2 separate regions of the Homo sapiens genome follow, and region 1 is linked to region 2. The links are chromatin contacts, found by POLR2A ChIA-PET in ENCODE. All regions are on one chromosome and are shown on one strand. Each heading gives the region's core, a stretch centred on a gene start or an enhancer-like site at or near the end of the contact. The rest is flanking DNA. Distances are from core to core; before and after follow the strand shown.

Region 1 (6,353 bases), core at 3,532-6,031, 270 kb before region 2:
ACTATTCACGATAGCAAAGACATGGAATCAGCCTAGGTGCCCATCTGATAAAGAAAATATGGTACATATAGACCATGGAATACTATGCAGCCATAAAAAGAATGAAGTCATGTCCTTTGCAGCAACATGGATGCAGCTGGAGGCCATTATCCTAAGTGAATTAAGGCAGGAACACGAAACCAAATACCGCACATTCTCACTTATAAGTGGAAGCTAAACATTAAGTACTCAAGAACATAAAGATGGCAACAGTCAACACTGGGAACTACTAGAGAAGGGAGGGAGGAATTGGGGAGAAGGGTTGAAAAACTAACTGTTGAGTGCTGTTCTCAGTACCTAAATAAGGGGATCATTCATACCGCAAACCTCAGCATCACACTATATATCCAGGTAACAAACTTGCACATGTATCCCCTGAATCTAAAATAAAAGTTGAAAAAGAAAAAAAAAAGAACTATCCCTTTGGGATGTTATGCTGACCACATAGAAATGTGGGAAACCTGCTTGTTAGTGGTGACACCCACATGGAAGTGCTTATTTTACTTATCCAACTTCCCACAACCTTTGTGATTATGGGCCACCATCAAGAGATCTCATTTAAATTACATTTATCCTTCATATGCTTTTATGTTTGTAAAAGTAATACATACCCTTAAAATTCAGACCTTTCAGAGATACACTATGGAGGAAGGGAAAAAGTTCCCCATAATCTTAGACTTAACTGATATTAGCATGTTTGTATACAGTCCTTCAAATTTTTTCAATGCGTATATTAACATATTTAGTATTCATTTGCTTCACAAAGAATGTGTTTATATATTATATACTGTTTTGCATCTTTTTCTCTTAATACATTTTGGACATATTTTTATTTTATTTGTTTATTTTTCTTTGTTTTTTGAGGTGAAGTCTTGCTCTGTCACCCAGGCTGGAGTGCAGTGGCGCAATCTCGGCTCACTGCAACCTCCACCTCCTGGGTCAAAGCTATTCTCCTGCCTCAGCCTCCTGAGTAGTTGGTATTACAGGTGCACGCCACGATGGCCAGCTAATTTTTGTATTTTTAGTAGAGATGGGGTTTCACCATGTTAACCAAGCTGGTCTTGAACTCCTGACCTCAAGTCATCCACCCGCCTCAGCCTCCCAAAGTGCTGGGATTACAGGCCTGAGCCACCACTCCCGGCCTGGACATATTTTATAAAACCCTTTGTAATACCAGTTGTCTTAATTTTTCATATTCTTTCAGAGTCATTTAGTCCGTGATTTCAGTGGTACATGTCTTACAAAGTTAAAAAGGAGAGCTGGATAGTGATTTCTTTTTTTTTTTCTTTGTTGTTCTTCTTTTTTCTTTTTCCTTCTTCCCTTCTTCCTTTTTTTCTTCCTCCTCCTCCCTCCATTACCTCCTCCCTTCTGTCCCTCCTCCCCCCTCCTCCTTTCTCCCCTTCTCTCCTTGTTTTTCCCTCCTCCCCCTTCCCTTTCTCCCATCTTTCTTCTTTCTCCTCTTCTTTCTTCTTCTTTTAGGTAAGAAAGAGTTTTTTGGAATGATCTTTCAGAAGCAGTTGCTATAGGCAACAATATTAGGTTTGTCTATGGCTCTACTTTTGTATTAGCCAATCCATTACTTGTGATTGTTGTGTTGATAATGGGAATCGTGAATTGATTACTTCATCAAAGCAATTTTTTCCACACTGACATTCTTTCTAGCAATGAACTTGTGAAATCAAATGGAATTTAGAGGTGATGCTCCTCTGTTTTGGAAAGGTGGAATGAGTTATCCACCTAGAAACAAATCTGATCTAGTCACTCTCCTATTTAGAGACTTCTTTTGACTTCTTCTCTAAAGAATAGAATCCAAATTTATTCTCTTAGTTTGTAAGATTTTCTTGGGTCACCTCTCTAGCCATGTATGTGCTTCAGACACACTGATTTCTTGCTGTTCCTCATCCTTGTGTTTTGCATCGACTTTTCTTCCACTAGGATGCTTTTTGCCAGCTTCTCTGCTTGGTGAAACTCGTATGTTTATAGCTCTTTGATAAGGCTTTGCTCCTCCCCCTAGGCACAACTCCTCCTCCTTGTTCTCTACTTCTATTGTAGTGGTTCTGCTGCTATAGTTTAACTTACCTTACCAGTCCTAATCTTTCTTTTAATTTTTTATTGTGTAATTTATTGCTGCATATGTATTATATTTTACAATAATTAATATTATATATTTGTTACTATATAATTTACATATCGTAAAGTACACAAATCATAAGTATACAGTTGATGTATTTGCCAGGTCTGAATTTGTACCTGGGCTGTGAGCCTTCAGAGGGTAGGAACAATATTTTAGTCATTCTTATATCACCAGAGGTACTCAATAAGTACTTGAATATGAGCGACCACTACATAATTTCCTCAGTTCATCTAGTGTCTATTTCTTTATGGAAAGGGGACATTAACAAGTATTTTTTTGTAGATGTTTCAAACCAAGTAATATTTGTTTACTGTCTTGCTACTAATCTCAAAAGTTGAGAGATTCAACCTAAAATATTGATTTCCTAGTGGCAATTATAGATCAGTGACTAAAAACAAATTTCATCCATTTTTCTACTCACTTGATAATGTTTTATTAGAAACTATAAATCTTAAGACTTGAGGTATTAAACAGCAGAGAGATATGGTTAGGATCAAACTTCCTTTTCCTCACTATTTATTCCTTATAGAAAAAAAGCAACTACCCCTTCCCTTAAATTTATTATTATTATTATTATTTGTGATGGAGTTTCACTCTGTCACCCAGGCTGGAATGTTGTGGCATGATCTCGGCTCACTACAACCTCTGCCTCAGGGTTCAAGCAATTCTCCTGTCTCAGCCTCCTGAGTAACTGGGATTACAGGCACCCACCACCATGCCCGACTAATTTTTGTATTTTTAGTAGAGATTAGATTTCACGATGTTGATCAGGCTGGCCTTGAACTCCTGGCCTCAGATGATCCACCTGCCTTAGCCTCCCAAAGTGCTGGGATTACAGGCATGAGCCACTGCACCTGGCCTCCCTTAAATTTAAATTCCCTTAAATATTCCTTTTGAAAGATGCTTTTTACCATTGCTAAAGAAGTGGAATGATTTCAAATTAATTTCAAAATAATTTCAAATTAATTTCAAAATTCTCCCACTAAAAGTTGCTGACATATTAAAGGAAATGATATTTATGCATGTTTTCTAAAAGCTAGATGTAGAAAACTTGCTCGGAGTAATTTGATTCAACAAAAGAGTTTAGTAGTTTCCTTGAAAGATAATCCTGAAATCAATACCTTTAATTTACATTAGGCACTCAAAGAAAATAAACACATTTCCCTACTTAAAAGGCTGGTCCAGGTACTTTTTTTGTGCTAGAAAATCAAGGCTGAAATATCTTTACTTTGTATTGATTCAGATTTTAAATTGTTCTTTGAAAAGTATATATGGAAACAGATTTTTAAAAATGTATAAATAGATAAACATGTATAAGCAGAGTTTTAAATGTATAGAAAAACAGATTTAAAAAACATGTCCACCAAATGGACATCTTTTCCTACTATATTCAGTAACCTAAATGACCCTATCCCTTCTCAGCTTATCTTAATTTTAGTATACAGTTGCCCTTCTTCCATTAATTAATCAATAAGCTCATTCATTCACATAATCAGTCATTGTTGATGCCTGTTATATCCAAGGCACTCTATATTCTATATGCTTTATATTCTATGTACTCTATATTCTGGAGACATCAAGATGAAAAGTTCAGATTAAAATTTTCCTGACTCCATTTTTAAAAAGTTAGTTTTTACTTTTATGGTTAATTGTCTTAATTTAACAAGTGTCCATTTAGGATGTAATCTGTGCTCAGTACTGTTGTACATCATGATCTATATTCTCTCTAGAAGCTAGCATTTTATCCCATTGATTTAAATAATGTCTAATGAATTTTAAGTTCTTCATGTGGTTAGTGTTTTACATTTTATGAGTAATAATGAAATGGAAGATTCAAGCAAACTCCATTTTCCTGAGAAATATGCATCTCTTTATTTCCCAATGTTAATTATCTAAATGCTGTTAGTTAATGCTATATTACTACAAGCTTTTTTTTAAAAAAAGAGACAATATCCTTTCTTAAAAGAATGTTATAAATATAAAAAAGTACTTGTGTTAAATAAATGTTATTGTTCATTTTTAGAGAAATCGAGTGTTTTCTTGGCAGAGATGGGAGAAGAAATGTAATTGCTTAAATAATTAAGTATTCATGCTTGGAAACCCAACTTCTGTTGCAGGGTTAACATATGAACTGGTGATTAACTGACAAAAATTAAGCATATGTGTTTGGATCATGGTTTCTGTGGAGGCCATAGATTTGCTTTATGGAAACTTGAGCTTCTGTATAACAGAGTTTGAAACCATTACATGATCAGGTCATTTAGTAGGACAACCCAATAAAAGGTAACTTGAGGCCCCATGATAAGAAAGTGTCTAAGAACTAAGTGATATGGTTACTTACCAATTAAAATGAGAAAAGTCATACTCTTTTAGTTTTCATCTGTTATGGTCATGGGGAAAATATTTCTTTGAATTCGGTCCTGAACCCATCTGAGACTTGGGGAACATTAGCAGCTTCTCAGTGCATACTTTCTAGGGAAGGAGATAATGGAAGACCCTTTCTTCCTGTCTTCTGTGGTCTCTCTTGGGAGCCCAGGTCTTACTCAGAATAGGTTCTCATACTTAGAGGAAACTCAGATTGCTTTGGTCTTAGCCTGTAAATCAAAGGGTGAAGACTTTTTCTGTTTTCCTTAAGAGAGTTCTGCCCTCAGTAGAGGGCAGAGAAAGAATATGTGTCATTAATCACTTGAGAATTGTTTACAACTATAATCTAGAGAGCACTTACTTGCCCATGGCAGGCAGTAAAGTTACCTTGGTTGTGTAAGAATAACCTGAGTGGTTTACTCAGACTGTTCACAAATGTTTGGACATCATTCAAGGGCTGTCCAAGTCTGACTAGTTAGCTTTATGATATACTCAGATACACTCAGATTCACCTTTATACCATCCAATCACATTTAAAGGAGGGTGTTTCCTGAAATTGCAACATTACTGACTTCCCAGCCATGTGACATAGCTTTTCAGACTCTAAGTTAAATTTTAACCCAGACATCTCTCTTCAATTCAGGTCACCTACAGGCCAGACAAAGCCAAGGTCATGTATTGAGTGAATATAAGGAGTTTTGTTGGTTCTAATAACTGTAATGTTATTCACTGGTTGAAATACTATACCATGGTTAATCATAAGTTGCAGCTGTTGTGTCCTTTTATTTATGAGCCCTTAATCAAGAGGACACAGCAAGAGCCACTGTTTGAAAGGAGCCTTTCATGAGGTCTTCTCTTTGGGTGCTCCTTCTTGTTTCATTGTGAAAAGAAGAGAAGTTTATATTGCCTTGCAAAAGTTATTAAATAGTATATGTTGGCTTCTCTGAAAACAGATTTTTCTATTCCAAATTTGAAAGATCAAATTATAATCTTTATATTTCAGCTGATGATAATAGAAACACTAAGCCTGTGCTCTCCAAACAATGTCTTTTAATTGGTGCCAAGTTTGATTGAATCTCAATATCAGCCATCAGAAGTTATATGTTGGCTCTCTGAAAACAGACTTTCCTATCCAGAATTCAGGTTTTCTATTTGTGACAATATGTCTCTGCTGATGTTAAGGTAAACAGACCAGAGCTCTTTGTGCAGCCCTTTTTACTGGTCCTGAACCTGATGAATGAGATTTTAAATGTAAGTCAATCTCTCTCTCCTTTTTTAACTTTTTGGTTTTAAATCCTCCCTTATTTTATGAGAATTCATCTTATGAGTTACCCTTGTTAAAATATTGGCATATCCAGGAGTTTGAATAGGGTCATTTTCTGAATGGATTTTGGAATAATTACGTAAATTGATTTTTCTGATCAAGGAATTTAGTGATAGGTTATATTTTCAAATGTGTTGATTGTCAGCTTCATCCTAAATTGCAATGTAACACAAAAGCTGGTACACAGCTCTTTTCTTTGAGACACTCAAAATGTTTCCAAACTTTAAATTCATACTTTTTACTGATAACATTTTTGTGGATCTCATTCAGGTAAACTTTTCTTCTTCACTTGTTGATCCCGCGTGACCCCTCCAGCCACACAGGTTTCATGTGCTTCCCTGAATACAGCATGCACTTAGCACCCTTTATAGCCTGGATAGTGTTGTTACCCCAGACTAGAATTCTTTCCTCATCTCCATTACAATACTTGACATCCTTCAAGACAACACTCAAATGCTACTTATATCATTAAATTTCCTCCCTGATTTCTAC
Region 2 (5,887 bases), core at 2,299-4,798:
GAGATCAAGACCATCCTGGCTAACATGGTGAGACCCCATCTCTACTAAAAATACAAAAAAAAATTAGCCAGACGTGGTGGCGGGCGCCTGTAGTCCCAGCTACTCGGGAGGCTGAGGCAGGAGAATGGCATGAACCCAGGAGGCGGAGGTTGCAGTGAGCCGAGATTGCGCCACTGCACTCCAGCCTGGGTGACAGAGCGAGACTCTGTCTCAAAAAATTAAAAAAAAAATTTTTTTTTAAAAAGTGTGTTGGTAAAGATAAATATGTAGGTAAATGCAAAAGACAATAGAATGTATTTTCATTTGTAAGTCTTTTCCTCTCCCATCTGATTTGAAAGATAACTGCAAAAAGCAAGAATTATAAAACTGTGTAGATGGGCTTATAATGTATAAAGATGTAATTTGTATGACAATAGTACAAGGAAGGGGAAGAGAATAGAGCTATATTGATGCACATTTTTTGCAAACAATTGAAATTAAGGTGGTATCAATCTGAACTAGTTTTAAGTTAAAATGTTAATGGCAATCCTCAGGGCAGCCTCTAAGAAAATAACTCAAAAATGCATAGTGGAAGAAACAACAAGAGAGTTAAAATTGTACACTAGAAAAATACCTAACACAAAGAATGCAGTAATGACAGAAGATAGTAATGGCAAAACAGAGGAACAAAAAGGAAATACACACAGAAAACAAATAGCAAAATGGCAGGCATATATCCTACTTTATCAATAATTACATTAAACGTGAGTTGATTAATGCTCCAACCAAAAGGCAGAGATTGACAGAATAATTTTTTTTAAAAACAACATGATCCAACTATATATGCTGTCTACAGGAGACACACTTTGAGTCAGACACAAATAGGTTGAAAGTAAAAAGATGGAAAAATACATGTCATGCAAACAGTAAAGAAAGCTGGAATGGCTATGCTACTATCAGACAGATTAGACTGTAAGACAAAAATCATTACTGGAAACAAAAAAAGAGACATTTTATAATTATAAAAGGATTGCTCCATCAGGAAGACATAACTATAAATGTATGTGCACCTAACACCTATGCCCCAAGATACATGAAGCAAAAACTAATAGAATTGAAGGGAGAAATAGAAATTCAATGATAATAGCTGGAGGCTTCAATACCCCACTTTCAATAATGGATAGGACAACTGGACAGAAGTTCAGCAAAGAAATAGAAGACTCAAACAATACTCTATGCCAACTAGACCTCAAAGGCATCTATAGAACACTCTAAACAACAGCAGATACATGTTCTTCTCAAGTATAAATTAGACTACAAGTTGAGCCTCAATAAATTTAAAAGATTGAAATCATACAAACTTCTCCAATCACAATGGAATGATTTTTTTTTTTTTTTTTTTTTTTTTTTTTTTTTTTTTTTTTTTTTTTTTTTTGCTTTTTTTGAGACAGAGTCTCACTCTGTCACCCAGGCTGGAGTGCAGTAGCACGATCTTGGCTCACTGCAACCTCTGCCTCCCAGGTTCAAGCAATTCTTGTGCCTCAGCCACCTGAGTAGCTGGGATTACAGGCATGCACCACCACACCCAACTAATTTTTGTATGTTTAGTAGAGACAGGGTTTTGCCATGTTGGTCAGGGTGGTCTTGAACTCCTGGCCTCAAGTGATCTGCTCACCTCGGCCTCCCAAAGTGCTGGTATTATAGATGTGAGCCAACACGCCCAGCCCTGGGATGAAATCGATAATCAGTAACAAAAGGAAAATTTGGAAATTCTCAGTTCTGTGCAAATTTAAAAACACACACAGACACACCCCTAAATAAGCAATAGTTCAAAGAATAAATCACAAGAGAAATTAGAAATGAGTGAAAATGAAAACAAAAATACAACATATCAAAGCTTATGTGGTGTAGTTAAAGCAGTAGTTATAGGGAAATATACAGTTTAAATGCTTATGTTAAAAAATTATTGCATGTATATTATACCTAAATAAAGCTGATATTAATGTAGAAAGAATTGGTGGCCCATATTTTTGACTGTATAAATTTGCATACTACCATATATTTGTAGTTGATAAGTTTTCTCTGATTGTGGTATAATTCAGGAAGAATTACTAATACTTTCTTTTTTTTTGAGACGGAGTCTAGCTTTGTTGCCAGGCTGGAGTGCAGTGACACAATCTCAGCTCACTGCAACCTCCACCTCCTGGGTTCAAGCGATTCTCCTGCCTCAGCCTCCCGAGTAGCTGGGATTACAGGCACGTGCCACCACGCCCAGCTAATTTTTGTATTTTTTTTTTTTTTTTTTTTTAGTAGAGACAGGGTTTCACTATGTTACCCAGGATGGTCTCAATCTCCTGACCTCGTGATACGCCCACCTCAGCCTCCCAAAGTGCTGGGATTACAGGCGTGAGCCACTGCGCCCAGCCCTAGGAATTATTAACACTTTCAAACCACATGTAAAGTTCACTGAAAAAAAAAAAAAAACCAACATGGTTTTTAAATTGTGTTAATAAATATTAAGCTTGTAGTTAACTATATGCATGCTAAAGTAGTTAGAGAAAAGTGTACTGATGTTTGCAATTTACTTTGAAATGTAATAACAACCAGAACAAAAAATAAGATGGGTTGATAGATAAATAGATATGTGCTAAAAAACAAGTGTAATAAAATTATTTTGGTCTTTTTGTTTCCGTTTTTTGAGACAGGGCCTTGGTCTGTCACCCAGGCTGGAGAGCTAATCATAGCTCATTACAACCTCAAATTCCTGGGTTCAAGTAATAAAATGTTAATGGCAGAACCAGTTGATATGTTTATGGGTATTCACTATAAAATTCTTTCACTTTTGTTTTATGTTTGAAAAGGTTCATAATAAAATGTTGAGGAAAAAACCGTAAACTCAAAATGTCATTCTGACCCTGAACTATTTACTATTCCATAATTTACTAAGTTAACATCCTACTGATCAGAAAAAATTAATATTTTCTTTAAGGAGCCCTAGCTCTTTTCTAGGCAATACTTTCTTATACTTTGGGAACTTGATGTGTTATATTATAGGTAAACATTTTGAAAACAATCACCAGAGAGGTGTTATACAAGAGCATAATGATATTCTATGAGGAAATAGGATCTTATAACCTCAGGGTCAAAATTCCTAAGAGACTCTTCCCAGAGACTACAATTATATTATTTATATATCATATTATTATATTGTATATTATTATTTATATTATATTTTTTAGGGATTCAGATCAGCTTACTTTATGTCCCCTAATTTCTGTAGAAAAACTTGGGAAGTAGGCCACATGTAGACAAATTAATAAATTCATGCCTGCTCAAATACAGTTCATTTTTCCATCCTGCCATTTTCCAGCACTGTATTACTTCTACAGATCTTGCTCTTCTATTATGAGAAGGCAGTTTAGATGCCGCTAAACTCATTCTCTGCTCTGCCCGCATAATCCTGCAAAGCTGCTGGTGTTGAGGCTTCAGTGTTCCATGCAGAGTGATTTTCCAAGTGATGAAGCAGATTCTAATCAGTCTAAGATCCAACTACAGACTGGGAGTTGGACCTCTGCCACCTTTCCCTCCAGCTCTCGCAACACAATGGGGAATTCCTGTGAGGATCACTGGGTACACTTCAAGCTCCCCTGATCCTATGGCCTCATTCCAGTCACAGATCTTCCTGTCTGGAGCATTTCCGGCCCTTCTGTCCTTTGGCTTGGAGAGTTCAGCTCAACCTGGGAAGGGACAGAAGACTTTGGGGTTATCAAAAGCCTGTTGAATTATCTGATGCAAGACTAACTGGTTTGTTTGCCTCCCTGGCTCTCTTCCTGAGCTTCAAAGCAGCTGAGAAAACAACTTTTTTCTAAGTCTTGGACAAGGAGGAAAACCCTGGCATGAAGGATTTCTGTCGCAGACACTTGGCATAGCTAGAGGAAAGGTTTGTTTAACTTACCAATGGGTTTTATTAGCCTAGGACTCCAGTTGAAGTGAGATAATAGGGTCCCTGTAGAAGGACATTTCAGTCAGTGGGCTTCCTCCCTAATTTCTCGACAGGACCCTTGCATGCAGATGAAAAGCATCAGACACATTCAACAAGGAAATCCCCACTGAATTTATCAACGACCACGTAATCTTGCTGATCATGAGGGAGACTGAGACAGGATTAAAAAACTAGCAGGACAGGAAATTGTGTATGGATGCAAAGTCATATTGGGGAGCTATCTACTTCAATTGCTTCTTGCTGAACTTCTCTTTGCTGAACGTATTACATTGTCTCTGGGCCCCACATCTTATAGCAGATAGCAGGGATAGAAAGAAAGCCAGTCCTACCACCTGTCCTTACAGGAAGAAACTCTTCTGCTTATACTTTTCCTCTGCCAGGTCATTTCACTCTTCCTTTCACCTCCCAACCAATGTGAGATTTGGGGTTGGGGTGGGAAGGGGAAGGAAATAGAAGAGAGGAAGAATTCATGACTGGTGTACAGGAAGCCTTCCTGGCACAGGAATTAGAGAAGAGAAAGTAGAAGAATCAGTGCCAGCTTACCCTCAGCCTCATGGCCGCCTATTCATGTCTGCTTTCCTGGGCCACATAGGCAAAACTCACTTTTTCCTAAGGTTGGGGCTGTATTGCAGGAACTCATGTAAACTGCCAGGACCAGAAGTCTATAAAAGCAGCCTCCAGGCCGGGCACAGTGGCTCACACCTATAATCCCAGCACTTTGGGAGGCTGAAGCAGGTGGATCACCTGAGGTCAGGAGTTCGAGACCAGCCTGGCCAACATGGTGAAATCTGGTCTCTACTAAAAATACAAAAAATTAGCTGGGTGTGGTGGCAGGTGCCTGTAATCCCAGCTACTCGGGAGGCTGAGGCAGGAGAATCACCTGAACCTGTGAGGCGGAGGTTGCAGTGAGCCAAGATCACACCACTGCACTCCAACCTGAGCAACAAGAGCAAGACTCCATCTCAAAAAAACAAACAAACAAAAGCAGCCTCCAGGGTAGCCTGTGCCCAAGGTTCCTGACATCTCTGTGCTGCCTGCTCCACACTGGCCTTCCTAGCCACCCATGGAGAAGGACTGGGCTGGGTTGCCTCAGATGAGGGCCACACCTATACTTTAAAAAGGAGGACCCAGACACTATCCCTAGAAGGTGTCGCCATCCTGGAGAAGGCCTGGGGTGACTATGCCCAGCACTTTCTGTTCTGTGGCTCCTTTTCCACTTTCTGAGCCTCTTGGAAGTGGGATCAGGCCAGGAAAAACATGTGATGCTATAGCAAGCTGAAACCAAAGACTTGACTTTGGGCCTGGCCAAGCCAAGAATCTTGGCAGTGATTGACTGGGAAGCCTGCTGTTTTCTATGGCATTTTCTGAGTCCCCTAACTCTGGGAAGAGGGAACCAGATAAGTCCTAAAAATGGATATGAATCAGTAGAGCTTCTGTGGGTCATCAATTTGTGCATTTATTCACTCATTCATTCTTGTATTTCATAATGAAGCTTCTCTTACGTATATAGCACCACACTAGAGGTTTGTGGGACCAGAAGGAGCAGCAACAACAAGAATGGGTCAAATAGATTATGTTAAATTGAGGTAACATTAACCATAAAACAGTAAAGAAAACTAATAATTAGAGAGTACAGATAAAGTATGAAGAGATTAGAGAGAGATGACTTTAGGCTGGAGAAATCGGCTGAAGCTTCTGGAAGAGGTGACATTTGTATTTAGACTTTCAGGGATGAAGGGCAGAATGAAGACTGCCAGTGTGGAAGCTTGCGAACAGCTGAGGCAGCCCGCACGGATACCCTGTCCAGCTCCCTTCTTTGTCTTGAATCATGCAATATCCATGCAGGGAAAAAAAAAAAAAAAAAAAGCCCTTATTTGCTGTTATGTATCCTGCCTCATTTAATGT

Evidence for each region. ChIA-PET counts read pairs that join two places held with the same protein, here RNA polymerase II (POLR2A).
Region 1: POLR2A ChIA-PET joins it to region 2 with 24 read pairs in A549. The contact joins two enhancer-like sites. POLR2A ChIA-PET finds 5 or more read pairs at or near these places in 2 of 52 experiments (A549 and SK-N-SH).

What each region holds. Positions count from the first base shown.
Region 1 is chr14:68,186,933-68,193,285 of GRCh38, forward strand. All of the region lies in intron 7 of RAD51B (RAD51 paralog B), which reads left to right. Among named protein-coding and RNA genes, the nearest start is that of RAD51B, 370 kb to the left of the region's middle. RefSeq lists an enhancer at 4,960-5,254. Within about 2 kb of position 4,782, at least 7 of the 41 ENCODE cell types and tissues checked have a DNase peak (open chromatin) inside an H3K27ac peak, as active enhancers do.
Region 2 is chr14:68,455,508-68,461,394 of GRCh38, forward strand. All of the region lies in intron 9 of RAD51B (RAD51 paralog B), which reads left to right. Among named protein-coding and RNA genes, the nearest start is that of RAD51B-AS1, 230 kb to the right of the region's middle. Within about 2 kb of position 3,549, at least 26 of the 41 ENCODE cell types and tissues checked have a DNase peak (open chromatin) inside an H3K27ac peak, as active enhancers do.